2 separate regions of the Homo sapiens genome follow, and region 2 is linked to region 1. The links are chromatin loops, found by intact Hi-C in ENCODE. Cell type or tissue: tibial artery. All regions are shown on one strand. Links, peaks and the distances in the headings refer to the core of each region. The heading gives the core; the rest is flanking DNA. Region 1 holds the start of MIR6782 (microRNA 6782). Region 2 holds the start of GPATCH8 (G-patch domain containing 8).

Region 1 (14,598 bases), core at 3,814-11,813:
AAAGCAAAGTAGGTGTTGAAAAGTTTGTGGGCTTTAGCCTGTAAGCTGTGAGGAGTCCTCAAGGGGAATCATTCACCAGACTTATATTTTTAGTGGATCATGCTGGAGTATGGTCTGGAGAATAATTTAGAAGCAGTAGGTTTTTTGTTTTGTTTTGTTTTGTTTTTTTAGACAGCATTTTGCTCTGTCACTCAGGTGCAATCTCAGCTCACGGCAACTTCTGCGTCCCGGGTTCAAGTGATTCTCATGCCTCAGCCTCCTGAATAGCTGGGATTACTGGCGCACGCCACCACGCTCGGCTAATTTTAGTTTTGTATTTTTAGTACAGACAGGGTTGCACCATGTTGGCCAGGCTGGTCTCGAACTTCTGACCTCAGGAGATCCGCCTGCCTCAGCCTCCCAAATGCTGGGATTACAGGCATAAACCACTGGGCCTGGCAAAAGCAGTAGGTTTTTGTTACTGATTGAGGTGTGTGGAGGAAAGGAGAGGGAGGTCTTGAAAACACCTTTACTAGGATGGGGAACTCAGGGGAGGACATGGGAGGACACAGGATGACTTCAGTCTGGGATATATTGAGGTTACTGTGGGATCAGCTGATGGAGACCCAAAAGGTGGTTGAACTCAGGTCTGGCACAGAGAAGTAAGCTAGGTCTTCAGGAACTTCAACAACATCGCCTCAACCTTTGTTTTCTCTTATCTCCCGCCTCCTTTTCAGGAATTCTTCACTCCAGTGATGCTGATCTGTTTCTTACCTAAATATGCCCAGTACATTCTGCCCTAAGGAATTTGCGCCATGGCCAGAAAATCCTCCTGGCTTCTCCCTGTTTACCTAAATCCTTCCTCATATCCCCACCCATGGCCATCCTCATACCAAACTTCTTTACAACTAGACTGTACTATTCATTCTGTGCTTGGCCTGGGCTGCTCTGTGGTGGTGACCTCTTTGGGCACGTGCCCAGTCTCCACAGTTAGCACCAGTTCATAAACACTAAGGCCTGAGCTGGTCCTGACTCTGGGTGAGGCCCTGGGGTTACAGCAACAAGCAAGAGAGACACACAAACCTTGTCCTAGCGCAGCTTACAGCCTAGCAAGGCCTGATGTGAAGGAAATAAGGCCTGAGTGTGAAGGCATTCAGGCTGCTGAAGAAACGTATAGTGTGGAGACCTTTTTTCTCAGGAGTTCAGGGAAGGAAGTGGTCTTTTAAGTGGAGACCAGAATTAACTAGGCAGAGAGAACACCATGTGTATAGGCCCTAGGAGAGAGCATGTTATGTTCGAGACATGAATGGTCAGTGTGGCTAGAGTCGGGGGAGGGCTAACGGGGGCAGCAGATCCCCAAGGGCCTTGTGGGCCAGACCTATTCACCCACTCAGCAAATCTTTCTTGATTGTCAAATGTATATCAGGCAGTTTCAGGTGCTGAGATTACTGTAATGAACAAGCAGATAAGGTGTCTTCTACTTGGGGAGATAGATAATAAACAAATACATAAACAAGAAGATGGAGGAGGCCTCTCTAGAGCAGGTGGTTGGGAAAGGCTTCTCTGTGAGAGGACATGTGAGTTGAGGCTTAAAGAATGAAAAAAAAAAATCAGGTATGTGTAGAGTTGGAGGAATAGCCATTCTAGGCAGAGAGAACAGGTGCCAAGACCCCGCAGGTAGGCATGTTTGAGGAACAGAAGAGATCACTTGGTTGGATCGTTGTAAGTGGTTAGGAAGAGCAGGGTGAGAGAAGATAAGAGAAGGAATGCGGGGGCCAAGCCTTGTAGGGCCATGGTAAGACATGGTAAATTTTCAGTACAGAAATAATCAGATTTATTTCTGAGATAATTTTGGCTGCCATGTGAAGAATGGGCTGTAGGGGGCGAGAGTGGAAGCAGGAAGACCAGCTTTAGGAGGTCTTTGCAGAAGTTGAGCAATGATGGTGGCCTGAAATAGGATGGGAGTGGCAGCTGTGGGAGCCACCCTGTGGGAGGGGTCGACAGATTTGAGACAGCTTTAGGAAGTGGAATGGAGAGGTCTAGGTGATTGAACCTCGAGGTGAAAGGGAGAGAGGAGTCAAGGCCAATACTCTGCTTTCTAGGTTGAACGACTAAGTGTTTGGTAATCATTTCGGGTCTTGAGGTATGAGATGTCTGCAAGATATCCCAGGGGATGCAAGGGTGTCTACACAGGTCTGCAGCTTGGAAGAGCAGTCTCTGTCGGCACCACCTTTCGGAATGGTTGCATATGCGTGATAATGGGAGGTTGAAGGGAGAGACATGAACACCTGGGATAAAATGAGGAAGAGCTGACACCAACAGAGTAGACCAAGAAGGCAAAAGACAAGACAAGTGTTCACCAGATGTAATGAACATGTTGGTGACCTTAGCAAGGAACCTCAAAGGATGGTGGTAAGTGGGAGGCCAAGAGGCACAACAAGCTTTTTAGCAGTTTGGCCACTATAGGATAGGGGCAAGGGCTGGGAGAGAGTTCTCCGACAGGACCTGGGTCTGCAGCCCTTTGAGGTTCCAGGAACCCAGCCAAGGCCTGCGCAGGAAAGGGTGTCTTCCCTTAATCTCAGAGAGTGAGTCATCTCAGCCCAGCCCAGCCTGCTTCCCATCAGAGGCCTAGATGGTCCTAGGAAAGTCATCCTTAACCCTTAACCTTTAACCTGGGATGGAGCTGAAGGCTCAAAGTGAGAGCGTGCTCCCTCAACTCCCCACGATAAGCCCTACACTAGGAAGGCTTGCATGCCCAGGGCGAACCCTTGACCCTAGTAGCTCATCACCTCCAATTCCCCAAGACCATGTACTTTGGGTGAAAATGCATTTGTTCTCCAACTTCTCAGAATCTTTAGTGGTCTCACAACCCAAGGTGAACAAATGGAATTGAGAAAAGGGCAAGAACAGTAGCACAGAACAATGTGAAGGTAGGTTGCCTATGGAATCTTTAGGGAAGAGGAAGATAGTTCTAGGAAGAAAAGGCAAATTGGCTTCAAGCATTTTTATAGATCAAACCTGTTGGGTCACCCCTGTGAACCTTCATTGATTCCAGTGACCAGACAGCAGTCAAACCTTTGTTTTTCACTTTATTATACAAAAAAGGGAAAACAAAACTTCCACAGTTGGCTTTAAGCATAGGCAGACACCTCTAAGCCACTCCCTCCCACCTCCCATGATACAAATTCAAGTTGTGGTGGTTGTTGAATCCTACAAAACACTCCTTAAATATTAGAAAAGAAGTTGGGGGTGGGGATGGGGGTCTTCCCACCCCAGCCATCCCATCCCAGTGCCAAAATGCACTCAAGAGTGACCTCTTACAGCACCAACACCCCCACCCTGACAGTCCTGTTTGTACTGTAAGAATTTTTCAATTTTTAAAACAGGAAAGAAAAAGTGCCCCATTCAAAGTTGTTTTTAAATGAAAATACATTCCACTGAAACACAACAGTGTAGGGGCATCCAAATAGGAAACTGGGGTTCTTTGCAGGGCTCTTGGGAAGAAATAGAACCTATAAACCCCTGTACTTAATTCCAGGATTAGGACAAAGGAAGGGGAATGGGAGTGGGGAGTGTCCCCCCCAGGCCTCCCCACCCCCAGCACCAAGGTCCAAGGCAAAGCAGAGACTGTCTGCCTTCCTTTGGGAGAGGGACCCACCAGCCTCTCTGGGACCAGGGCCCTTCACCGTTCTTGCTCCACCTCCGCGGCAGAGTTCCCGCTCTTCCCCCATTCCTTGGCTTTCATTCAGAGGGGGAAGGTGGAAAAGCACCAAGCCCCAATTTAATAGGTCAGTGACATGACCATAAAAAAGAACCCCCCAAATTTAGTCAACAAAAAAATAAGAACTACAGAGATAAGGTGGCTTGGCTTATTAAGAGTCAAGGAATCAAGGTACCAAAAAATACGGGAGATGGCTGGGAAGAGTTAGAGACAGCTGCAGATGCAGCTTTTGCAGACTTCTTGCCCAGCTGTGGGGTTGGGGGAGGAGGGAGCAGACCTGAGAAATTAAAGGAAATAGGGGGTGGTGGGAGGATTCAAGGAAGGCTGGAGGGATGTGTAAGTTAGGAGCTCCCAGCACATTTCTTGAAGCCCAGGTTCTGAGCCTGGGGTGGCCAGGCTTGGCCTCTCAGATGAACAGGGGAGACCTTTTCCATCAAATACAAGCTTTAAGCTTCACACCATCTTGCCTGCCTTTCCGCCTTCCTGCTGGACAATGGAGACCAGCAGCTCGGATGCATGTGACTCTGGCAGAGGGAGCCTGGTCTGGGAAGCATCCGAGAATGGCTTCAGCACACTCCCCCTAATGGAATCAGAGACTGGGCAAAACAGAGGATGTGGAGAACGGGGCAGCCTCAGCCTGCTCCCACCAGGGTCAACATCTCCCGGCCCTCACCGACCCTTTTTCCAGATTCACAACAAACTGATGTGGGCTCTAGGACAGACCCCTTTACACACACACACACACACTCACACTCTTTTGCACACATCCACAGCTGCACCCATGCTATGTACAGGAACACACATACACATACTCTCTTCCACATACATCAAGACCATTTTTAAAAGGTTCCAAATCTACCCCTAAACCCTCCCTCTCCCAGAAATGACAACAGAGACGGCAGCCGAGATCGGTAGGAAACGTCTCGTTGACAGCTCAGAGCTTAAAAAAAAATATATACACATATATAAAAAACACTTCTGCCCCCTCCCCCATGAACGGGTCCAGGCAGCTCCTTCCTGCAGGGGGCAGGGGAGAGGGCCACCAGGGCAGTGCCTGTTTTCTTGAAGGCACCGACCCTCCTCCTCCCCATGTTCCCTGCCTCCAGTTCCAATGCAGGGGTCCAGGTGGCAGGCCCCTCTGGGAAGGAATGGGTCTTCCCCAAGCTTCCACCCCACCTTGGATTGGGCCGCAGGTGTGGAGGGCCTCATCAAACTCTTTGGGACCCCCCACCCCCACTCTCCGGTCCATTGTCCATGCCGGAACCGCAAGTGCAGAAGTGGGTGGGGTGGGCCAGGCTGGTCCGGTGCTGGCTTAGTCTGATAGTTGCTGTCCCTGGAGGAGGACCCCCAAGGGCTGATGTCTCTGAGGCTGCAGAGTCCTGGCCTGGGCTCCTCCAGCCCCCTACCCCCACCGTATTTTTTTTTTTTTTTAAAGAAAGAAAGAAAGTGGGGGAGGCCAGGGGGGCAAGGGACAGAACATGGGGGAGAAACAAAGGTGGTCAGTTGGGGAGGGGAGCTCCTGGGCTCTCCCTGGCTGCCCTGGGGTGGGGCTGAGCCTCAGTTGGAGTCAGAGTCTGAGGAGTCCCCTGAGGAGGAGGAGCTGGAGCTGCTGCCCTCGGACTCATTATCTTCATCCTCATCGTCATCCTCGTCGTCGTCTTCGTCCTCGTCATCCTCTTCATTCTGGGGGGTGAGAAAGGATGTGGAGTCACCAGGTGGCCCTCCTGGCAGGACTCCCCTCCCCTCCCACTGTGCCCTGTCTGCCCCACCTCATCCCCATCCTCGCTCTCGTCCTCGCTGCTGGACTCAGAGGAGTCGCCGCCATCTTCAGAGGAGTCCCCATTCTCATCATCTTCCTCTTCTTCATCCTCGTCCTCGTCATCCTCATCCTCTTCATCATCCTCCTCGGACTCCTTGGAGGGATGGAGGCACATCAGTGGTCTCTGGTCTCTGCCCAACCATTCCAGGCAGTGCCCCCCGCCCCACGCCCCTGCATCTGGGAGGGGCTCCTTACCGACTTGGACTGCAGAGTAGTCCGGCTGGATTTGGGGTTTGGGCCTCGCAGCTTGGTCATGCTCTTACGTTTCTGCAGGATGGGGACACAAAGGTGGCAGCCATGAGTTCGACACCCCTGAATTCCCCCACCCCTACCCCACTGCTGCTCTGCTCCCAGACTCACATTGGAGATGTACTCTTTATATGCTGCACGGTCCTGGGGAGACAGGCTCTGGGGGAGACAGAAGCGGCAAGGGTTGGAACATAGCCAACTACTGCTGACTGAGCATGCTGGCCCAGTGCTAGGCAGTGGGCTGAGCATTTATATATCATCACCCCATCTTACCCCTCCCAGGCTCCCTAGATTTTGGGTCTCTGCAGAGAGCCCCTGGGATCTGAGAACACAGCTCTAATTTTTTTTTTTTTTTTTTTTTTTTTTTTGAAACAGGGTCTTGCTCTGTCACCCAGGCTGGAGTGCAGTGGCACAATCTCAGCTCACTGCAGCCTTGACCTTCCCAGGCTCAAGTGATCCTTCCAACTCAGCCTCCAGAGTAGCTGGGACTACAGGCATGTGCCACCACACCATGCTACCTTATAATTTTTTGTAGAGACAGCAATCTCACTATGTTGCCCAGGATGGTCTTGAACTCCTGGCCTCAAGTGATCCTTCATACCTTGGGCTCCCAAAGTGCTAGGATTACAGGCGTGAGCCACTGCGCTGGCCCAAACCCTAGTATTTCTGCTTCTGATACCCAGAGTCCTTCTCTAAACCACTAAGACTATTGGTTTTCACATTTTCCCTGTTGCTTTTCGCAAATGGAAGCTCCTATCAGAGTCTTCCTCACTCCAAAGAAGTGCCCCCGTGATGAGTCAGCCTGGCATCATCAACCACACCCCAACACCAAACCCTTGAGCCATCGATGAGGCAGTGGGGCTCACCAAACTCCTGAAACAGCAAATCCCCACAGTCTTCCTGGGTCCTTGGCCAACCTGCCTTGGTGAGTGGGAAGGACACAGGTGATTCTCTCCACTTTACAGATCTGACTACTCAACCAAAGCACAGAGGGGAAGCACAAAGGCCAGGAGTCTAGGAGAGGTCCCGTGGTCCCAGATGGGGGAGGAAAAGGCAGTCTGATTTGGATTCTTCTACTTACTGTGTGACCTTGGGCAAGTTACTTAACCTCTCTGAGCCTTGGTTTCCTTATTTTTAAAAGGGTGATAGTGGCTGCGGACGGTGGCTCAAGCCTGTAGTCCCAGTGCTTTGGGAGGCCGAGGTGGGCGGATCACATGAGGTCAGGAGTTCGAGACCAGCCTGCCCATCTCTACTAAAAATACAAAAATTAGCCAGGTGTGGTGGTACATGTCTGTAGCCCCAGCTACTCTGGAGGCTGTGGAAGGAGAATCGCTTGAACCTGGGAGGTGGAGGTTGCAGTGAGCCGAGACTACACCACTGTACTCCAGCCTGGGCAGGAGAGCAAGACTGTCTCAAAAAATAAAAAAAAAAATAAAAATAAAAGGGTGATAGTGACCGTTATCCTGAAGGATTGCGAGGGCATGGAATGAAATCATGAATGAGACCAGCCAGCACAAGTGGGTGGATGGGCCAGGCTAGGATGGTGCTGGCTTAGTCTGATGCCTCTCTGTTCCTTCCAAGGGTCCCTTGCCCTCTCACCTTAACCCAGAGGTCCAGGTGCACCTTGTACTGCTTTTGCTGCTCCTCGGCCAGCTTTTTGTAGTGCTCCTTCTGGCTCTGGGAGATGCGCTGCCAGCGACTGCCGATCTCCACCATGCGCTCCTTCAGCGGCAGGTGGTTCAGCTCCCCATTGGACAGCAGCTCCTGGGAGAACTTCTGGTAACCGTTCCTGGGAGGTGGGTTGGTAGAAGGAGGGTCAGGACCCCAACAAAGCAGCCATCCAGCCCTGACCCTCCCCGACCTCCAGGGCAGACTCCAACCCCCAGGCTCACATGGGAGGCTTCTTGGGTTCTCCCTGGAATTTCATCTTCTTGGAAGAATTTGTAGCAGCTGGAGGTGCCCGCATCTCACTCAGCTCTCTCTGGAGGGAGAAAGGTCACGCTCACCCCCCAGTCCCACCCCCAAAATACTGCTGCCTTCTGCCTCATGCCATCAGCACCTTAGCTGGCTGTCTTTTTCTGTGCCAGGGAGGAGGAGAAACAGGTAGCTAGTGAGCAACTTCCTAACAGCTCACGTCTGAGGCAGGCACCACAGTTTACAAGTGCTTTCACAACTGCTCGCATCCTCCGAGTCAGCCTGGAGGTTAGCAATGTCACCCCCACCTTACTGATGAGAGACAGAGGTTCAGAGAAGGAAGCTGAGACTTGCTGAGAGTCACAGACCAAGGCTGGGACTTCTTGCTCAGAGCTGCCCAACCAAAGGGGAGTTCCCGAGCTTTCAATGAATGGGGTGGCCCCAGCCCCATTCCTACCTCATATCGCTTTTGGTCTTCGGCTGCCTTCTTAATCCACATCAGTTTCTCCTTCTTTTCCATGTTATTCCAGGTCATTTCCATGGCTTTCAAGGCCTTCACCCGGTCATTCTGGGGACCAATAAGGGTATCAGCCGTGGGAGGGGTCACCCGGGGCTAGAGGCTGCAGTACTACCCTTTCCCACCCCTGTCACCTTGAAGCGGGCCAGGTAGTCGCCGATAACGCTCTGTTGCCAGATCTCCTCAGCTCTTTTGGGGGACTCGGGCAGCTTGCCCCGTTCCTCGCGCTCCCCGCCGGGCTTCCTCTCCGACTGAGCCTTGAGCGCCGCCTCTCGGGCCTTGTACTTGGCCTGCGGGGATGGCCCGGGCGTCAGCCTTCCACCCACCCCCAGGGGGCGCGCGCTCCCCGCGCAGCAGCCCAGGCGCTCCCGCCGGCGGGCAGAAGCATGGGCTGGTGCAGATGTCTCCCGCCTGGGGCTCGCCCCCGCCTGGTCTGCGGCGCTCAGCTGACAGCTTCCCGCCTTCCGGCTGCTGGGCGCCGGCCCCACGTCCCAGCCCAGGCACCGCGTGGCTCAGGCGGCCAGGGGCGAGGTGGCACGGCCCGCCAAGGGGAAGAGGGGGCCCTGGCAGCCCCCCTGGGGGCACAGCGCTCCGCCAGGCAGCCTGACCTTCTTCTTCTCAGACAGGTCGTTCCACATTCGGGCCAGCAGGCGGGTCAGCTCGCTCTCGGAGAGCTCAGGCCGCTCCTCCTGCAGCTGCCGCCGTTTCTCCTCCGAGAAGATGAACATGGCCGACACGGGCCGCTTGGGCTTCTCGGAGCCGCCCTGTCCAGGTGCAGAGGGTCGGGGTCCGTGGGTGCTGCCAGGGAGCCCAGTCTTGCCCACCCCCGCCTGCGCGGCCGCACCCTCTGCCCACCTTGCCCCCTTCCTGGGCTGGCTTCTTGGAGGCGGGGCTGGTGGCCTGCTTCTTGTTGATGTTCAGCATCTTCTCTTCCCCCAAGACCCGCTGCTGCTCCTCCTCAGGCAGGCTCTGGACAGGAAAGAGGAGCACGGGGCTGCATGCCTGGCACCCAGACTGCATGGTGCCCTATCTCCAGGGGCTCACCAGGGCTCTGCCTGCCAAGTCCCAGTCTTCTCTGCCCACTGCCCCACCGGAGGAACACTCACCTCGAGGAAACGGAGCAGCTCCACCTCGTAATCTTTCTTTTTCTGGGAAAGTGAGTGGAGTCAGGATCAGTCTGGAGACAGTGTCACCACAGACCCTGCAGTACTCGGAGGACAGTGACCTTCAGCGGGCCTCCAGAGCCTGGGTGTGGGCTGGACTCCCTGCCTGGACGGGCTCAGTTGCTAAGCCCAGCCCAGCCCCACACTGTATTGGAGGCAGGTACCCAAGGCACACGCCACCAGGGACTGACTGGCCCAAGATGGGATCAGACCTCATGCTTCAAAACCCCAAGGCAGGGTGGCCCCTGCCACAGCTCACCTGATCACACTTCTTGTGATAGGCGTCCTTCTCCTTCTGGGACAGCAGCTTCCACTGCTGGCTGCACAGCACCATGCGCTCTGTGCTGGGCACGTCCTTCATGTTGGCCATGAGCTCTGCGCAGTACAGCGAGTAGCTGTTCCTATCAGAGCCGCGGGGAGAGAGGTGCAGCCCGTAAGCGAGCAGGGCAGCAGGCCTTCTCACCTGCAGAGCCCAGCCCAACTTCCCAGCTGCCCACTCGCCCACCCATCCCAGGGCAGCGCTCACGGAGGTGGCTTGGTGGGTCGCCCGTCAAACTTGTCCTTGAGCTGGCGTTCGGCCTTGGTGAGGGTGGACTTGGTGATACCCTCCTCACTGATGTTCAGCTCTGGGTGCTTCTGGATATAGTCTCTCATGATCTCCTGCAGAGCCAGGTGGGGGGACGGAGGGCAATGGGGTGTGGAGTTAGCTAGGGCAGGGGCAGGGGGAGAGCCGCTGGGGAGGGCAGGCAGGGAGCAAAGCTGGGGGTGGCTGCGCGTCAGTGGTGTCACACGAGACGTGGTGCCCTGCCCTGCCCTAGCCTGAGATCTCATGGGGGTGGGGGGTGGGGAAGGTAGGGGCAGAGGTGAGGGGCCCAGAAGGCCCCTCCCTCAACAGAGGGATGGGGAGTGACACCTCCCGCAGAGTGCGGTGGCCACGGAGTCGGAGGGCAGAGGCTCGTGAAGAGCCGGACGGGGAGGAGCGCAGCGGAAGCCTAACCTCGTACTCCTTCCGCTGCTCCAGGGCCTTATGAATCCATTTCAGCCTCTTTTTGTCCGAGAGCTGAGACCACTGCTTCCCCAGGGAGTCCTTCACCTCCTTCGTAGTGGCCTGCAAACCAAAAGCCGTCAGACACGCACAGGCAGCCAGGGGCAGGGGGAGGGGGGAAGGGGGAAGGGGGCACAGAGGCCCCCGCCCCCTCAGGCCATGGGAGGTCACATCAGTGTCCCCCACAGGCCAGGAGGGGAAGGCGGAGAGGCGGGGATCCCGCCTGGGTGCAAGGGGACTGGCTCATACACGCACGCACACACGCACACGCTTGCACGCCAGCTGGCCCGGGCCCTGTCCATGCAGCCCACCCCTGGGGAGGGGCCTCCTCTCCTGCTCCCCTGCACCGTGCCCGGCCGACCTGGCGCGGCTCCCCCCTGGCCACCGCCGTGCATCCTCCACCCCCAACCCTTGGCCGGACACTCACATCTGGCCGCACTTTGAGATACACCTTCTTCTCGTGGGTGTACCACAGCTGCTGGGGGGTTTTGGGCTTCTCTGGGATGTCCGATTTCTTGGCATTCTGGATTAGGTCGGGGTGATCCTCCCTAGCCAGGACACGGGGAGCAAGGATCAGCAGGGGACGCTGCCAGGGCAGACTCAAGCTAGCTGCCCCACCCACCAAGCCTCCTGGGCCTTTCAGCTGGGGCTCAGTGGGACGGTGGCTGCCTGCCTGTCTCTGTCCCTGAGCATGACACACTAGGGCTCACATGTGACCCATCCTCTTCCATGCCTCAGAGATGGCAAACTCAAGGCTCTGGCCAGGGTTAGCCTATTCTGCTGCCCCCAGTGCCCCGTGGCCCTCCTCTGGGCTCCACTGCCTTACCTGAATCGGGCCAGGTTTCGCTCGAACTCCTGTTTCTCTCTCTGGAAGTCCTGAATATATTTCATCTGGGGGGAGGAGGGGATGGGGTCACTCAGGACCCAAGGGTATCTCACCCTGAGCTATGAAGGCCACCCAGACCCCTCCTCGCTGGCTCTTCTGCCTCCCACGCTGTGATGCAGGGAGTGGAGGCTGGCGCCCTGCCCGCCTCCTGGCGGGACTCACCACAGAGCAGACCTGCTGGCTTCTACCACAGATGGTGGGAGCTGCAGGGGTCGCCCAGACACTGAATCCTACATCCTATTCTCTCCTTCTGAGCAAGAGTCCCAGAAGGGGGCCATGGCATTACCCACGGTCACACAGTGCGCAGTGGCAGCGCTGAGCCTCCCCCACTCGTTTCTCCAACACCATAGAACTCTCACAGTGGCGTCGGGTGCAGGCCTTGCTCCTGTCACTCCCTCTTCTCACTGTCTGTGGCAGCTGACATTAGTCTGTCCCCTTGTACGTAGCCTCTACATCTATGGCCAGGGCTGGGCTGAGTCCTGTTTCCAAGGCATGAGGGGAGATTGTGTGGAGGGGAACCCAGAGCGAGTTCTTCCAATACAAGTCTCAGCCAGCTACCCTGCATCTTCCTGCCCAGTTCTCACACCATCACCTTCTTCTCTTTCTCCAGGATCCTGGCTGTCTGGCCCCTCCAGCCCTCCCTCCCTCAGCCCACTCATTCTTTCCCACCACTTGGCTTCCCTTCCCTTCATCACCCCCTTTTTAGCCTCCCCACTCTCACCTCACTCCCTCCCTGCATCTTTCCCCACTTCTCCATAGTCTCCTTCTTGTTCCTCCTTTCCAATGTGTCTCTTTCTCTTCCTCATCGACCTTCTCTCTTGGCTCCCACACAATGTCCATCTCTTCTTTCATCCTCGCGGGCTCACAAGAGTGGCACTGGCAGGTGCCAGGAGCTCATGGCAACTGAGCCCAACCCCTGCCTCTTATAGAAGCACCAGGCATAGAAAGGCAGTGCTCCTTTCCCACAGTTCCCACAGAAAACCAGAAGCAGAGCTCAGCCTCCTCTTCCCCCATCTCAGTCCTCCTCAGACAAAACAGTTTTAGACCTGAAGGGGACCACACAGACCTGGCTCACCTCACATAAAGACCAGGCCCACAGAAGTGAAATGACTTACCAAAGGCCCCATACACAGCGGTTCAGTGGCAGAGCCAGGAGAACAGGCCCAAGTCTTGTGTCCCCCAGGACAGCACCTTGTCCACTCTACCAGTTTCTTCTGGCCTTCCCTGGCTCTGACTCTAGAGCTTGGCCTCTCCCTCCCATCCCATGAGAGTGTTTGGGTGTGTGCAGTCAACTGTCCAACATCCTCATCAAAGGGGTCAACAGTTCCAGCAATCCATACCCCTCTCTGCTTGGGCAGTGGTTGCAGACAGCTGGCTTTTTTGGGTACAGCACCAAGGGCATGTGAGTCTGCAGCCAGGGTATGCCAACCAGGAAAAAGGGCTACTCATAGCATGGCAGCGGCCAGTGCCCCCTTTTGAGAACTGGCTGTGTATGACTTTGTTTCCTCTCCAAGCAGATGTGCTTCTTGTCTTTCCTGCTGCCCTTCCCCATCTATCCCTGGCTCTGTCTCCTTGTCCCGTGTCTCTTCTTTGTGTCCTCTGTCCCCATCCCATCTTCCTCGTGTCCCATCTGCAGGCTCCTCCAATGTTTTGCTGCCTATCTCTGGGAGGGACCTCCTGAGCTCTGTGACTGAGCCCTGCCTGGGAGGCTTAGGCAACCCTCCACCCAGAGTTAATGCTTTGATGGTCTGGGACAGTGCCCGACCTCTGCAAGGAACAGTATGAGGCCAGGAGGGACAATGTGTGTCCTTGAGTGAACACGTGTGCGTGGAGAAGTGCACTTCACAGGTGGACGTGGCAGTAACAGCACTGGACTGGGACTCTGGGGCACTAAATCCTGCTCTAGCATCAATAGTTGTGTCACCCGGGACACTTAACCCTCCTGCACCTCAGTTCCTTGCCCACAAAACTGGGATAACCTTTTCCTAGGGTTACCTTTATAAAGACATTGCAAGTATCAAATGAGACCATGACGGGAAACGTCATAGAGGGTGAAGAAGTGCTGCGGAGCCTAACAGTGAGGATGGGTGTATGGGGGAGAGAGAGCTTGAAACAGAATGCTGTGGGTTTTCTGTAGGGGGAAAGGTTGGTCTGAGCACCTGCTGTCTGGTTTACATCTGTGATGGTGCCTGTGCCTGACCATGTGTGGGCCGAGGAAGGGGCAATCAGGTGTGGCTGCCCAGGACCTATTCTGCTGTGCTGACTCACCCTCATCCCTGATGCCAGGTTTCTCCAAGGCCTACCTCCAACTGACCCACACCACACCAGCTGCTCCCAGCCTCTCCCCTCCTCCCACCTTAACTCTCCTCCCCCCACCTTCTTCTTCTCCGGAAGCTCCTTGTATTTCTTGGACAGAATCTTGGTTAGGTCCAGGTTGCTCATCTCAGGGTGGAGTTTCGCATACTTGGCCCGCTTCTCCATGAAGAAGCGGAAATAAGGGGTCAGGGGCTTCTTTGGGAAGTCTGGGTGTTTCTGGAAGAAGGGACAAGGACACAATGGAGGTCAAATACATCCCTTCTTTGGACCTTTCCTCCCATACCCCTCATGCTCCTCCTCCTAGTAACTCACCTTGAGTTTTTTGCCTTTGTAAGGATTTTTAACATGTTCCTGAGCATCGAGGATCAATTCTGTCAATGTACGGAACTTCCTCACCTGGAGGAAGAGGGGTGGGAGGAAGGGGAAGTTGGGAAAAGGAAAATGCCACACAGTAGTATACCCCCATCTTATAACGGGTCTCTTCTACTCTTTACTAGACTAAATTTACCAAAGAAGAGCAGAGGCCAACAGCCAAATGAAGCAGGCAGCATGACACCCAGGCACTGGCCCATGCCTACCGCAGAGGCCCAGGCAGTCAGTACACACCAAAGGCCAGCAACAAGGGGACTAACTGACCTCAACCTGGTTGTCCATGCTAACACCTCCGTCAATCTCAGCATGCTAGCACCTCCGTCAATCTCAGCACAGCTCAGGCTGTTTGGCTCAAGACCACTCAGATAGAAAGTGGCATAACTTTAAGCCAGTGCTGTCAACCGTGCCACCTCCCAAAATGCAAAGGGGCAGGTAGAGAGCTAACGGGAGACCACATGAATGCCTCTCCTGGTCTCTTTCCTTCCTGTTTACAGCCTGTTTCACTTCCCCCACCACGCTGAGTGGGGGGTATGTGTGTATGTCAGAAAAGGGGGATCAGTTACCTCATTAGAAATCTCCACCCATTTGAGCTTGCACATGTCTCCAGAAAAGTCTTT
Region 2 (14,598 bases), core at 2,965-10,964, 290 kb after region 1:
GTGAGCCACCGCGCCCAGCCTACCTTTACTTCTTCTATAGTCAAGACCTACAGTATCAAAATAATTTCTTGATTTTGATCAGCACTGCCTACAAAAATGATGAAAAAGTAAGCTCCTCTTTTCTTATTAACTCTGGAAGAATAATGTTATGGGGGCTATAAGACAGGTACTGACTTTTCCAACAATGTCATTATTAAAATGTCAGAAAACTCTATGACTTTTTTCTATTACAACTTTAAACCTGTAAAGCTATTTTGTGTCTCAATTCTATGAAACAGTAAGATGAATTAGAATTCCTCTTTGAAATCAATGTAATTACCAAAGAGTCACAAGGATGACAACAAACAACTGGAACTTCATGAGATGAGACCAAATGCGTATTACAAAGACACTTTCTGGTTGCTTGAGTGACACGCACACAGGAATTATTGTACCTCAAAACTATCACAAGAAGAATTAAAGCAAATGGCAGGATACTCCTGTTTTGCTCACTAACAACTTTTATTCCTTACTATCTATGGGGCTTACTAAATAACAGTTACGTGCTACTCATCTGTGTACAATGTCAGAACAACTTTAGTTGCTTTTTCTTCCTAAATTAGGAATAAAATACTAAACATATTTGTTTAAATTCCAAAGAAATCATTTGGTATAAGAACGACCATACATTATACACCTTCTTTCAGCCTGGGCATATTTAACTTTTTGCATTGACTAATACGATATGCATTAAGCACATTTGCTTAGACCTCCAGAGTTAAATGGACAATTCACTTTTTATAAGTGGAAAATTATTACAACATCTTCTGGTATTCACTGCAATATCAAATCAATGACTTCTTTCAGTATTTGTGGTGGTCATCTGTAATTCCTTTGGTAATTACCATGAATCTGCTTTCACTTAATGCTAAATGGTAATGCTAATATGAAAAGAAAATTAATGCCAGACTTACAAGCAAAAGTACCAAGTTGTTTCAGGGAAGGAATTTTAATAGAACTCACGAACTGGAATCTATCTACTTCAAGCTAGAAACCATTTTCATTAATAAAATACTAGAAACTAAGTCACAAGAGCAAAAATGAAAACTTTACATAGGTTTCTGATTCATAATTAAGATCTCATGAACTTCTGCTACGCTTTCAGAAAATGGCAATCTTGGCCAGGTACAGTGGCACATGCCTGTAATCTCAACACTTTGAGGGGCCGAGGTGGGAGGATAGCTTGAGCTCAGGAGTTTGAGACCAGCCTGGGCAACATGGAGAAACCCCATCTCTACAAAAATGAAAAAAATTAGCAGGGCTTGGTGACACACCTGTAGCCCCAGGTACTCAGGAGGCTGAGGTGGGAGGATCACTTGAAGCTGGGAGGTCAAGGCTGCCAGGAGCCATGATCGCGTCACTGCACTCCAGCCTGAGTGACAGAGTGAGACCTTGTCTCAAAAACGAATTTTTTATTTAAAAAAATTAAATTTAAAAAAGTCTTGACCACATCAAAAAAACAGACTGTCAGCTGGGTGCAGTGGTGCATGCCTGTAATCCCAGCACTTTGGGGGGCTGAGGTGGGAGGATCGCTTGAGCCCAGGAGTTCAAGACCAGCCTGGGCAACAAGTTGAAACCCCGTCTCTAAAAAAAGTACAAAACTTAGCCAGTCATGGTGGTACATTCCTGTAGTCCCAGCTACTTGGGAGGCTGAAGCGGGAGGATTGCTTGAGCCCAGGAGGTGGAGACTGCATGAGCCAAGATCCCACAACTGTACTCTAGCCTGGACAAAAGAGCCAGACACTGTCTCCAAAAAAAAAAGAAAAAAAGAAAAGAAAAACAGACTGTCCTTTTAAAAATTTTTATCATGTACCCAGATAGACAGAAATCACATGGAAATGTATCTCAATTATGAAGCAGCACAATCAGGATAGCTTATTACATATGTATCTTGAAATATTTTTAAGTCACAAATTTTAGCTTTGGTTATACAATTTATCATAAAGACATGAGAAACTGTGATGAAAGAATCCCTTTGCAGTACTCTAATGAGAACTGTGTTACATGTATAGAAGAAAGGGAAAGGTACAACAGGAGTACCTGTTTTTCTATCATTTTGACTGTATTGTAAGAGCCCTGAAATAATACTCGGCATAATACTCTATTTGTCCAGATCTGTTTCTTCCTGCCTCCCATGCCTACTTTGAAAACAAATAATATACATCATCACATGAAGTCCTCTGATCACAGTTCTTCCCAACCCCAATCTTTCCTAATTACAACTTAAGTCTCTCTCTGTGATGTTGAGATGTCCTTGATATGTCCCACATTTGAAAAGTGATTATATACCATTTACCCTTCAAATCACCTCCAGGGAAACTTCTCTTATGCTGACTTTACTTTGGTCACTCTCGATCTCCTAAGAATGTATTAACCAATGTCAATATCATTTTGCATTTGCTAACAATCATGTCAATTCAGCATCAGTATTTTGAAACTGGTACAGCCCTGATTCTAATCCTTTTCACTTATCATACTATGAGACAGGGAAGAGTAATGATTTTGTATAAATTTCAGTATCCCAAGCCAAACTGACATTAATTTTCACAGCTTGTGGCATTTCTTCCAGATTACGGGAGCGAGACATAGGAAAAACGATTTAAAACACTTGTCCATGTGTCATATCTGGCATACCTGAATTACAATGCCAACTATATTACATACAGAAAATACACTAATATGCTTCTGTGACTTAAATATCTTAAAACTATGAACCTCTTCACTTAATAGTCTCAACTAAGAATTTCCTAAGGGTCACATACTGGTTACATATGGAAACACAAAGAGGATTCCTACAAACATACTGCATAAATGTAATACATGACTAGCTTATTGCTATTTACCATTATGATTACTTACATAGATTACAGAAAGTTCTTGGGCAATTTCTGTATTTTTATTACGACCTTTAACATAGCATGTCTTGTTTCTCTTATCAACTTATCACTCACTGATCTATTACTGTAGTTCCTTTTCATTAGAAATAAAATGCAGAGGGCCAGGCGCGGTGGCTCAAGCCTGTAATCCCAGCACTTTGGGAGACCGAGGTGGGTGGATCACCTGAGGTCGGGAGTTTGAGACCAGCCTGACCAACAGGGTGAAACCCCGTCTCTACTAAAAAATACAAAAAAATTAGCTGGACATGGTGGGACATGCCTGAAATCCCAGCTACTCGGGAGGCTGAGGCAGGAGAATCACTTGAACCCGGGAGGCGGAGGTTGAGGTGAGCCAAGATGGTGCCATTGCACTCCAGGTGGGCAACAAGAGCGAAACTCCATCTCAAAAAAATAAATAAATAAATAAAATGCAGAGAACACTCGGAACACGAATCATCAGTCCTCTGCAGGTACATATACTAAAGAACATTTCCTCACCAGCATTCAGCTGCATCACCAATAATAGCTGCGCAACCATAAAATGCTAAGCACTGTTTCTTAATGGCACCGTATAGCTAGCTGTACATCACTGTACAAACAAAACTTTCTTTAATGAACCTGTAATCCAAAGTGTTGATTATCTTAAGTTATACATTTTCCATTAGTTTGTGTAACACTTCAATTTGGGAACAAATATATCTTAATCTGGTAAATGCTGGCAGAAGTAATATCTCATTCAGAAATTGAGGCCAGATTCTTAAAGGAGTAGTTAAAACTCTTAAAACATTTGTAAAAATAAATACATCAGCTTAGATTACAAAGATTTCCAAAGATTAAAAAAAAAAAAAACACTTAAAAGGCTAGACAAAAGAATGTCTAAACTAAAACAGGTAACAATATATCCTCTATGACACAATGTAATTTATCATTGTTGAAAGCCTCCCTAGAAGCCGTTGGGAGACCAGAAAGAGACAGATCTGGACAAAACCAAACAAAATAAAAACTGGAACTGTATCACCTTTCTAAAAGCTCCCTTATTCTTTGTCACCTATAAGTCTATCCTCCACATTTGATGACCCAATTACAGCTACATAAAATGTATAATTGTCAGCAGCAGACAGAATGGTCATGAGGACAAGTACAAGAATCCAAAAGCCAGTATGAATTTAGGCTCTGCCATTTAACAGATGTATGTAATTGGCTAAGTTACTTAATTCTCTGTGCCTCAGCTGAAAACGGCAGTAATAACAGTACCTACCTCGTAGGGTTATAGTGAAGACTATGAGATAAGACACATAAAGCCTGTGGAATAGGACCTGTTTGTTATTATAATAAAGTTACCAATTAAAAAAAGTTAGGTCCCTGATAATTATTAATCTCTATATACATGAGTGCTTCAAGTGGCATACCACTGTTAACTATAACTTTTCACTATATATACAAAATACCTTCGCAACTTTAGGTATTCACAAATTTTAATAGCCCAACTCCCTCACTCCATAATAATTTCAAGAGACATCAAACTCTCCAAAATTTGCACTTGATAAACCGGTAAAGAGTGAAGTTCTACAACTTTAAATCATCCTGCTAAATTAAAGGCAAAGAAAATAAGTCATCTCGAACTTACCAGAGAAGATGAACAATTTCCAGTGCTACAAGATCTGTTGAAAGCAACAAGATCTATCCACTGTGTTTGGAAACCTACTATGACTTGTTTTCAAGTATAGTCAGTGGCTTCACCCAAAACCTTAAAAGGAGGCCACGTTTAATTTTGAATAACCTGAAGCTGAAAATGTTTCAGATACATTATTCACAGGAGAATCCTATTACATTACATTCTCTCACCAATAATTTTGAATCAAAATACATCATTAAATGAAAGTCAATCTGTATTTTCCCTTTATTAAAACATCTAGAAAAATACCACTTTATTTTTCAATGAATGTACTTTAGAAATGTTAACATAATTTATAAAAGTTTTAACATCTTACAACTGTCTAAAAAGGTTTCCATTCCCAATACCCTATTTACCCAAAATGCTAGGACATCTGAATTTTAAAAACCAACATTTTCGGCCAGGCGCGATGGCTCACACCTGTAATCCTAGCACTTTGGGAGGCCGAGGCAGGCGGATCACGAGTCAGGAGTTCGAGACCAGCCTGGCCAATACGGTGAAACCCCATCTCTACTAAAAATACAAAAATTAGCCGGGTATGGTGGCGGGTGCCTGTAATCCCAGCTGCTTGGGAGGCTGAGGCAGAAGAATTGCTTGAACCCGGGAGGCAGAGGTTGCAGTGAGCCGAGATCGTGCCACTGCACTCCAGCCTGGGCGACACAGCGAGACTCCATTTCAAAAAAAAAAAAAATTTTTCCTGGCTGACCCAATTTAACAGGGGTTGGTTCTTTCAACATATAAGCAGAAAATGAAGTATACGTATCATCTTCAAAGGACTACCATGAAACCAAAATCGGGTTTTGCAATACCCAACTAAAGCATCAGAAGACAGGGTCATCTTACTTGGAAACTGAGTATTGAAAAAGTACAGGCTAACCCCCTGAATGTTTTTCAGGAAACAGCATTCACACTCTGCTATCCACAATTTTCAAAATCTTCATTAAAGGCCCTGAAAATCCTGTTTGCTAAGCCTGCTGGAATTCTGTGGTTGACAGTCATCTTCCCTCAAAACTTAACTGTCCATATTATCTATTTTCGATTTTATTAGGTCACCTTGAGATTATTCTCTCCTCTGAAAAGCATTTGCGGGCTTTAGTTATCAGTATGTCTCTACCGGTAATTTAAAAATCAATAAAGCTCATACACCTTGCAGCCAACTCATATTTTATAGTGCTTGCTAATATATATATATGTGTGTATATATATATATTTCTCAGGGATCAAAAGGCTAACATGAACTGCTTCAAACTTTGGTGAATCTGCATTATATCCTTAGAACATCCTGAGACTCTCCTGTATTGTGCTGCAGCTATACAGCAGGCGCATGATCACAAGGCTTTTTAACAGCCCCCAGATCCCTTACTGCTGCAAAACTTCTCATAAGCGTTCTATGTACTAGACTGTTAACAGTGCTGAGTTAAAATTGTTAAACTGCTTTACCTATTTATTTACCAATCCTATCATCTCAGGGAATTCAAACTCTTTAAACTGCCTTCTGAAACACATCTAGAGTGCTTTCGTACTGCTTTGAGTAGGATCTGCAGCGGGATAAAAACTTGAGTTCTGAGATTCATCCCGACCCAAATTGCAGTTGCCAGGATATGCGGTAGTAATGCAGTGTTTTTTTTTTTTTTTTGAGACTCTACGGATGTATTTTACCTAGAAATAGCCAATCTCTACTAAATCCCTTTTAGTCTTCGAGATTTCCGCGGTAACAATTTCAACAGAAAGGTATTTTCAACAGCGAAAAAACAAGTTATTCTAATTTGGCCTTTATTTTTTACTCAATAGAGCTTGCCATCGTAAGGGCATTTTTCCATACTAACATTTGCAATTGAAGAAAGAAAAATCAAGCTTTTGGCACTAGTGACCCCATGCGTGGACGGCCTATTATCATCACGCTTCTCACAAATCTTTCGAGATAGGATTTGAGGTTAGGCTCACATCGGATCATAGTCCAGTAACTTACTGCTTTCCAAGCCCAATTAACAGCCTAATAACAGCAACACTTATGCCCCGCGAAATCTCAATGTATGACTAACCAATAAGGCGTCTGATAGCGAAGGCAACCTTTTCCCAGGTAAGGAAGAGGAAAAGCAGACAATGAAAGGAATTGATTTATCACAGTGAAGAAAGAAAAGAGAAGGACCCCAAAAGGATCCGTGAGAGCAAAATCCCGGGGTTCGGAAGCCTTGGCCTCAGCAATACTCTCCCCCAAGCCCTCTCAGCCCAACCCAACCACCCCTCTTGTCCCCTGGGAGCCAGCCCTTCGCCGGCACAGATCGGGCAGACCTGGAGGGCACAGCCCCTCACACGGCGCTCAGGCCCGGTTCCGAAATCCGATGCCAAACAGGCGGAAGCCGCAAGCCCCGCGGCCTGAGTTTCAGGGGTAAGAGAATGCGGGTGCGAGGAGATGCGGCCTCCCTCAAGCCGGGAGGCCTCTTGAGAAAGCAGAGACGGGAGAAGAGCGAGCTGGTTCGCAAGTCGGAGCAAAACTGGAAGGAAAGAGGGCTGGGAGCCGGAGATGAAGGAGGTTCTGGGCTAGACCAGCGCCTTCCCCGCATCCTCGGCGACGCCCGTGTTTACCTGAAAGTCTCGGTCTTCGTTGAAGCGGGAGAAGCGGTCCGCCATTTTGCCGCCTTCACTCCTCTCAGGACGACGCTCTCCGGTTCGCTCCTTCCCTCCTGCGACACCCACCCCTCCCCGGTTCCCCGCCTCCTCCCACGCCCACCGGGCGCGCGCAGCCGAGGGAGGGAGCGAGAATGCGCGTCCTGACGGGAGCCCCGCGGCGCAGGCGCCTGCCAGCCCTGGAGGCTGACCCTTCCCTCTAGCCCCTGCTCCGCGCGCGACCCGGAGCGACCCCGGTGGCCGCGCGTGCGCACTCCCGCCCGAGAGCCGCGAGAGCTTCCGGAGGGAAAGGTCAGAGGGGGCACCGTGCGGACAAATCTGGATGTTTTGCTGTTGCTCACTTCCGGGTGTCTTTTCTCACTGTTGCTTCCCCGTGTGCGCAGAAGTCCATCGTCTTCACTAAATAGCAGCATAATGTTGGGCCGAAAGCGCGACCTTAGAGCCAGACTGCTTAGCTTCGAATCTCAGCTCACCCTGAGGATTCAACGGTGAACGAGACAGGAATGATCTCCTCTTATGGGGATTTCATTCCAGTGGAAGAACTCACATAACTCGTAAAATAAATATTTTTAAATATCAACAAGTGCCACAAAAAAGTAAAACTGGCCACAGTGCTGAGAGGGACAGTCTCTGAAAGGACCTTTGACCGAGGCACAGCGAGGAGCCTACAGCATTGGGGCATAGGGAACGTTAGACCCAAAGGCCCAAAGACTGCAAGGAGCTTGACTTCGAGCCATCCTTTGAGAGAAGTATTTCACAAGGGACCGAAGTTGATCCAGATCGACTAAAGCTCTCTGGGCTTCAGTTTCCTTTTTATACAATAGGGAAATTGGATTCAGTAATCTCTGATGCTCCTGCCTAGCGCTGACTATGAGAGTCAAGAATCGGATTTTTCCATCCCTTCTGAGGACCTCACCCAGTGCTCCAGGACTCTTAGCCAAAATACATAAAACACATAGAAGGGTGGCAGGACTTCTCTCCTTTTGAAAAGAGTAGTTGACAGAAATCACACAATGGAAAAATGGGTCTTACCCTGCCCTGAAAGAGTCAAATGGAATGTAATTTTTTGAGGAAGGGTGTGTATTTTCTAGCTGTTACCCTTTGCCCCACCCATGCTTCAGCCTACGCTTCCATCTAAGGGGAGGCAGGGCACACAGAATTCAAACATTGTATTCTTTTTTTTTTTTTTTTTTTGAGACGGAGTCTCGCACTGTCGCCGGAGTACAGTGGCGCAATCTCGGCTCACTGCAACCTCCGCCTCCCAGGTTCAAGAGATTCTCCTGCCTCAGCCACCCTAGTAGCTGGGATTACAGGCGCCCACCACTAAGCCCAGCTCATTTGTTTTTTTTTTTTTTTGAAAAGGAGTCTCACTCTGTCGCCCAGGCTGGAGTGCAGTGGCGCGATCTCGGCTCACTGCAAGCTCCGCCTTCCGGGTTCACGCCATTCTCCTGCCTCAGCCTCCCGAGTAGCTGGGACTACAGGCGCCCGCCACCAAGCCCGGCTAATTTTTTGTATTTTTAGTAGAGACGGGGTTTCACCGTGTTAGCCAGGCTGGTCTCGATCTCCTGACCTCGTGATCCGCCTGCCTCGGCCTCCCAAAATGCTGGAATTACAGGCGTGAGCCACCTCGCCCGGACTTTTTTTTTTTTTTTTTTTTTTGTATTTTTAGTGGAGGCGGGGTTCACCATGTTGGCAAGGCTGGTCTGGAACTCCTGACCTTGTGATCCGCCCGCCTCAGCCTCCCAAAGTGCTGAGATTACAGGCGTGAGCCACCGAGCCTGGCTCAAACATTGTAAAGAGACTTAAGGGTAGCGTGAAAGATTGAATCACGAGGATACACATCACACTGACCTCTTCTTCCTCTCAAAAGCCCACTGAAATGACAGCAGAGGAATAAGAAGTGCATAAATTCACATGGACAAAGAGACCTGGAGAAGAGACAATGGCAGACAACAGATGTCAACATTTTGGAGGCCAGAGAGCACAGATAAATGGAAATGACTTTAGTAGAGTGGAGAAAAAGAAGTCATAGAGTAGGAGAAGACAGGAAAGAAGTTGATCAATGCTAAAGTGCACCAGAAAGGCTCAGGAAGTAGAAGCCCCTGGTGCCACTGATGATTCGATGTCTCTTTTCCCACCCAGGTAGCAAACTAGAGGTTTTCCCTCTGGAAAGGCTGAACCAGAGAGACTGGACTTTATAGGTGAGAAGGAGCAACCATGCTGAAAATGGGAGGATATGGTAAAGCCTCCATTCTGGCCAGAGAGTCTGACTTCTCCAACAAAAGAACATAGGAACCCTCTCTAGAAAATTGACTAGCTTAGGGAAGAAAATGCTTCATGTACCAACAATGGGAGTGAGGGTAGGGAGGTGTCTTCCTACATAAAGATCATGTTCCTGCCCAAATACTCCACAGAGAAGTCCATCATTCAGGAAGCCCCATCCACACAGACCTTTCACTCAGCTTTTTAGTGCCTTGTTATGAATGGATAGCCAAAGAATGCCAGACATTTGAAGGGAACCTGTAACAGGAAAGATAGAAACACCCCCAGCCTGGGCATTGTAGTAAGACCCCAACTCTGCAAAAGAACTTTAAAACTAGGCGTGGTGGCATGCACCTGTGGTCCCAGCTACTTGGGAGGCTGAGGCAAGAGGATTGCTGAAGCCCAGGATTTGGAGGCTGCAGTGAGCTATGATGACAGCAACAGCCCCCCTCCCCCAAAAAACGAATTCAGAGGAACCAGAGATAATGAAAGGAACAGAAGAAACCATCAAAAGAATTATCAACATCCACGGAGACATTATATCACATCAGGGTACAAGGGAACACATCAGGAAATAAGAGACTGCATCAAGGGGCATGGGATGCCAAAAAAGAAAAAAGGATATTGAGTTTAAGAAAGAACTTTTGGCCGGCGCGGTGGCTCATGCCTATAGTCCCAGCACTTTGGGAGGCTGAGGCTGAAGCAGGCGGATTGCCTGAGGTCAGGAGTTCGAGACCAGTCTGGCCAACATGGTGAAACCCCGTCTCTACTAAAAATACAAAAAAATTAGCCGGGCGTGGTGGTGTGCACCTGTAATCCCAGCTACTCGGGAGGCTGAGGCAGGGGAATTGGGCGACAGAGCAAGACTCCATCTCAAAAAAAAAGAAATTTTGGGGCTGGGTGTGGTGGCTCATGCCTATAATACCACCACTTTAGGAGGCCAAGGCAGGTGGATCACTTGAGGTCAGGAGTTGGAGACCAGCCTGGCCAACATGGTGAAACTCCGTCTCTACTAAAAATACAAAAATTAGCCAGGCGTGGTGGTGAGTACCTGTAATCCCAGCTACTCAGGAGGCTGAGGCAGGAGAATCGCTTGATCCCAGGAGGTGGAGGTTGCAGTGAGCTGAGGCCACGCCACTGCACTCCAGCCTGGGTGACAAGAGCGACACTCCATCTGAAAAAAAAAAAAAATTAGCCGGCCAGGGTGGCGCATGTCTGTAATCCCAGCTACTCAGGAAATCACCCAGAAAACAGACTAAAAAGACGCCCTGGTCTAAACCACCTTTACTTTCTCCTGAATTATTGCAGTAGCTACTACGTGTTCTGCTTCTACCCTGGCAGCATACATGTTACAAAGGAGCTCTGGTGATCTGTTAAAGGTCAATCAGATCACATATGTTGTCCCCTGATTCAACGCACAGTGACTTTCCACGTCACTCACAATATAAAGTTCACCTCTTACCACCCCACCTCTCACCGCCCCACCTCTCAGACCTCATCTTCCTCTCTCCACCCCTGTTTCCCTTCTCTCTGGACATACGGGCCTCTTGGCTGTACCTTGATCCCATCAGGCCTGTTCTTGCCTCAGCCTGCCTCACCCATGGGCTTATGTATTCGCTGTTCTTTCTGCTTATCATTCTTATATATCTCCTTGGCTTGGCCCTTCATCTTCTAGTCTTTATTCAAAAAGTACTTTTTTTTTTTTTGAGATGGAGTCTTACTCTGTTGCCCAGGCTGGAGTACAGTGGTGCAATCTCGGCTCACTGCAACCTCCGCCTCCTCAGTTCAAGCAATTCTCTGCCTCAGCCTCCCGAATAGCTAAGATTACAGGTGCCCACCACCATGACCAGCTAACTTTTGTATTTTTAGTAGAGACAGGTTTTCACCATGTTGACCAGGCTGGTCTTGAACTCCTGACCTCATGATCCACCCGCCTCAGCCTCCCAAAGTGCTGGGATTGCAGGTGTGAGCCACCCTGCCCGGCAAAAAGTTACTTCTTTTTTTCTTTTTCTTTTGAGATGGAGTTTTGCTCTTGTTGCCCAGGATGGAGTGCAGTGGTGTGATCTCGGCTCACTGCAACCTCTGCCTCCTGGGTTCAAGCAATTCTCCTGCCTCAGCCTCCTAAGTAGCTGGGATTACAAGCCAGCACCACTACACCAGGCTAGTTTTTGTACTTTTAGTGGAGATGGGGTTTCGCCATTTTGGCCAGGCTGGTCTCAAACTCCTGACCTCAGTTGTTCCACCCACCTCGGCCTCCCAAAGTGCTGGGATTACAGGCATGAGCTACCACGCCCAGCCCAAAAGTACTTATCACTTTTCTAGTATGTAATATAAACTCTATGAGGGCAGAGATTTTTCTTAGTTTTGTTTTTCTATCTCCCCAGCACCAAGACTAATGACTGGCACATAGTAGGCACTAAATATTCACTGAATTGATGAGGTGGAAAATGGGAAAGAATGAATAAGAACATGTTGGCATCAATTCAATATCTGAATAGTAGGACTTACAGAAATAACAAAGGAAAATGGAAGAAAAGCATATTAAAAAGCTGGGCATGGTGGCCAGGTGCGGTGGCTCATACCTGTAATCCCAGCACTTTGGGAGGCCGAGGCAGGTGGATCACCTGAGGTCAGGAGTTCGAGACCAGCCTGGCCAACATGGTGAAACCCTGTCTCTACTAAAAATACAAAAATTAGCTGGGCGTGGTGGCGGGTGCCTGTAATCCCAGCTACTAGGGGGGCTGAGACAGGAGAATTGCTTGAACCTGGGAGGCAGAGGTTGCAGTGAGCAGAGATTGTGCCATTGCACTCCAGCCTGAGCAACAGAGCGAGACTCCATCTCAATAAATAAATAAAATACAATAAAATAAAAAGCTGGGCATGGTGGAGTACGCCTGTATCCCAGCTACTGGGAAGACTGAAGGAGGAGGATAGCTTTAAGTCCAGGAGTTCGAGACTGTAGTGTGCTATGATCATGCCTGTGAATAGCCACTGCACTCCAGTCTGGGCAACAGAGTGAGACCCTATCCCTTAAAAACAAACAAACAAAAAAGGATTCGAAATCAATTTTTTTAAGTATATTAAATAATGTGTGAACATCTTCTAGTACTAAGGGCCTGAGTTCTAAATTGAGAGATCCCAAAACAATGGATGAAAAAGAATTTGCTGCCAGGCACAGTGTTGTGAAATTTCAGGGCACGTGGGACAAAGAGAACCTCCTAAAGGCTTCCAGAGAGGAAAACTAGGTCACATATGAAGGATTGAGAATTGGAATGATGTTGGTCTTCTCCAGAGAAGAGAAGACTGGGCAGTAATACACCAACTTAGAAATCTATACCCAGCCAAACCATTAATCAACTATGAGAGGGAAAAATGACATTTTTTTGACCTGCAAGCCCTCAAATAAATTTTCTCTGGGAGCCACTGAAGGATATTTTAGAGCAAAACAATTACAGAAACATATATTCAGTGTTATGGTTGAGGTGCTACAGAAGACACAAAGATGAAGAGGAAAAGATTTATTCTAGGGTTTATAAACAAAGGCATTGCCATCAGGTAAACCTGGATTTCAAACTCAACCTCTGTCACAAAAAGTACCTGTCAGTTAGGCACAGTGGCTCACACCTCTAATCCCAGCACTTCGGGAGGCTGAGGCCAGAGGATCACTTGAGCCCAGGAGTTCGAAGTTGCAGTGAGCTATGATCCCACCACGGCACTCCTCCAGCCTGGGAGACAGAGCAAGACCCTGTCTCTAAAGAAAAAAGAAAATCAAGACCAACGTGGGCAACACAGTAAGACCCTGTCTATAAAAATAAAATAAAATAAATTAGCCAGGTGTGGTGGCGTGCACCTGTAGTCCCAGCTACTTGAGAGGCTGAAGTGGGAGGATCATTTAAGCCTGGGAGGTTGAGGCTGCAGTGAGCACACCCCTGCACTCCAGCCTGGGTGACAGAGCAAAACCCTCTCTCAAAAGAAAGAGAGAGAGGGGGGAGGGAGGGAGAGAGAGAGAGATAGAGAAGAAAAAGAAAGAGAGTGAGAGAAAAGGGAAGAGAGAGAGAAAGAAAGAGAGGAAGGGGCCAGGCATGGTGGCTCACGCCTGTAATCCCAGCACTTTGGGAGGCCGAGGCAGGCAGATCACGAGGTCAAGAGATTGAGACCATCTGGCCAACATGGCGAAACCCCGTCTCTACTAAAAATACAAAAATTAGCTGGGCGTGGTGGCGCATGCCTGCACTCCCAGCTACTTGAGAAGCTGAGGCAGGAGAATCGCTTGAACCATGGAGGCGGAGGTTGCAGTGAGCCGAGATCACGCCACTGCACTCCAGGCTGGTGACAGAGCCAGACGCCTTCTCAAAAAAAAAAAAAAAAAAAAGAGAAGAAGGGAGGGAGGGAGGCAGGCAGGTAGGCAAGGCAGGCAAGCGGGGTGCAACAGCTCATGCCTGTAATCCCAGCACTTTGGGAGGCCAAGACAGGTGGATCACCTGAGGTCAGAAGTTCGAGTCCAGCCTGGCCAACATGGTGAAACCCCGTCTCTACTAAAAATACAAAATTGCAAGGAGTGGTGGCACATGCCTGTAATCCCAGCTACTTCGGAAGCTGAGGCAGGAAAATTGTGTGAACCCAGGAGGCAGAGGTGGCAGTGAGCCGAAATTGCACCATTGCACTCCAGCCTGGGCGACAGAATGAGACTGTCTCAAAAACAAAACAAAACAAACAAAACCCCCCCACACACAAAGAAAAAAGAACAGTCTGGGCACAGCGGCTCACACCTGTAATCCCAACACTTTGGGAGGCCAAGGTGGACGGATCACTTGAGGCCAGGAGTTTGAGACCAGCCTGGGCAACATGGAGAAACCCCGTCTTTAGAAACAATACAAAAATTAGCCAGCGTGGCAGTGTGTGCCTGTAGTCCCAGCTATCTGGGAAGCTGAGGTGGGAGAATCGCCGGAGTCTGGGAGGTTGAGGTTTCAGTGAGCAGTGATCACACCACTGCACTCTAGCCTGGGTGACAGAGTGAGACCCTGTCTTGGAAAAAAGAAAAAAAAAAAAGAAGAAGAAAATCAGTCCCTGTCAACAATATATGAAAGTAGTAATACAAGAAATAACACGTGAACATTT

The links. A loop is a pair of places that touch in the nucleus more often than their neighbours do. Peaks named below come from ENCODE experiments on the same cell type or tissue, not always from the same donor. Only the 100,000 strongest peaks of a DNase experiment are listed, where the experiment ranks them.
Region 2: it touches region 1 in a loop (3-fold over the local background); 17 of 110 quality-filtered maps call a loop at or near these places.

The regions. Positions count from the first base shown.
Region 1 is chr17:44,201,985-44,216,582 of GRCh38, forward strand. It overlaps UBTF (upstream binding transcription factor), which reads right to left. Exons shown (of 21, transcript NM_014233.4): 3 at 14,545-14,598; 4 at 13,922-14,005; 5 at 13,670-13,825; 6 at 11,234-11,298; 7 at 10,835-10,955; 8 at 10,360-10,470; 9 at 9,889-10,022; 10 at 9,622-9,763; 11 at 9,306-9,347; 12 at 9,055-9,168; 13 at 8,808-8,963; 14 at 8,334-8,489; 15 at 8,140-8,250; 16 at 7,661-7,749; 5 more. The coding sequence ends at 5,258. The region is part of intron 1 of ATXN7L3-AS1 (ATXN7L3 antisense RNA 1); the gene reads left to right. It overlaps MIR6782 (microRNA 6782), which reads right to left and starts at 5,855; the gene lies at 5,787-5,855. RefSeq lists enhancers at 4,979-5,479, 6,121-7,320, 8,417-8,711, 8,421-9,142 and silencers at 7,914-7,963, 8,384-8,853, 8,417-8,711, 10,730-10,799. In tibial artery, for the core only: a CTCF peak has its summit at 8,540 (motif pointing right); a DNase peak (open chromatin) is centred at 8,491; H3K27ac peaks cover 1,259 bases.
Region 2 is chr17:44,496,150-44,510,747 of GRCh38, forward strand. It overlaps GPATCH8 (G-patch domain containing 8), which reads right to left and starts at 7,257. Exons shown (of 8, transcript NM_001002909.4): 1 at 7,177-7,257. The coding sequence starts at 7,221. RefSeq lists an enhancer at 6,991-7,090 and a silencer at 7,191-7,540. In tibial artery, for the core only: no CTCF peak of the experiment used is centred there; DNase peaks (open chromatin) are centred at 6,918 and 7,412; H3K4me3 peaks cover 2,820 bases; H3K27ac peaks cover 3,013 bases.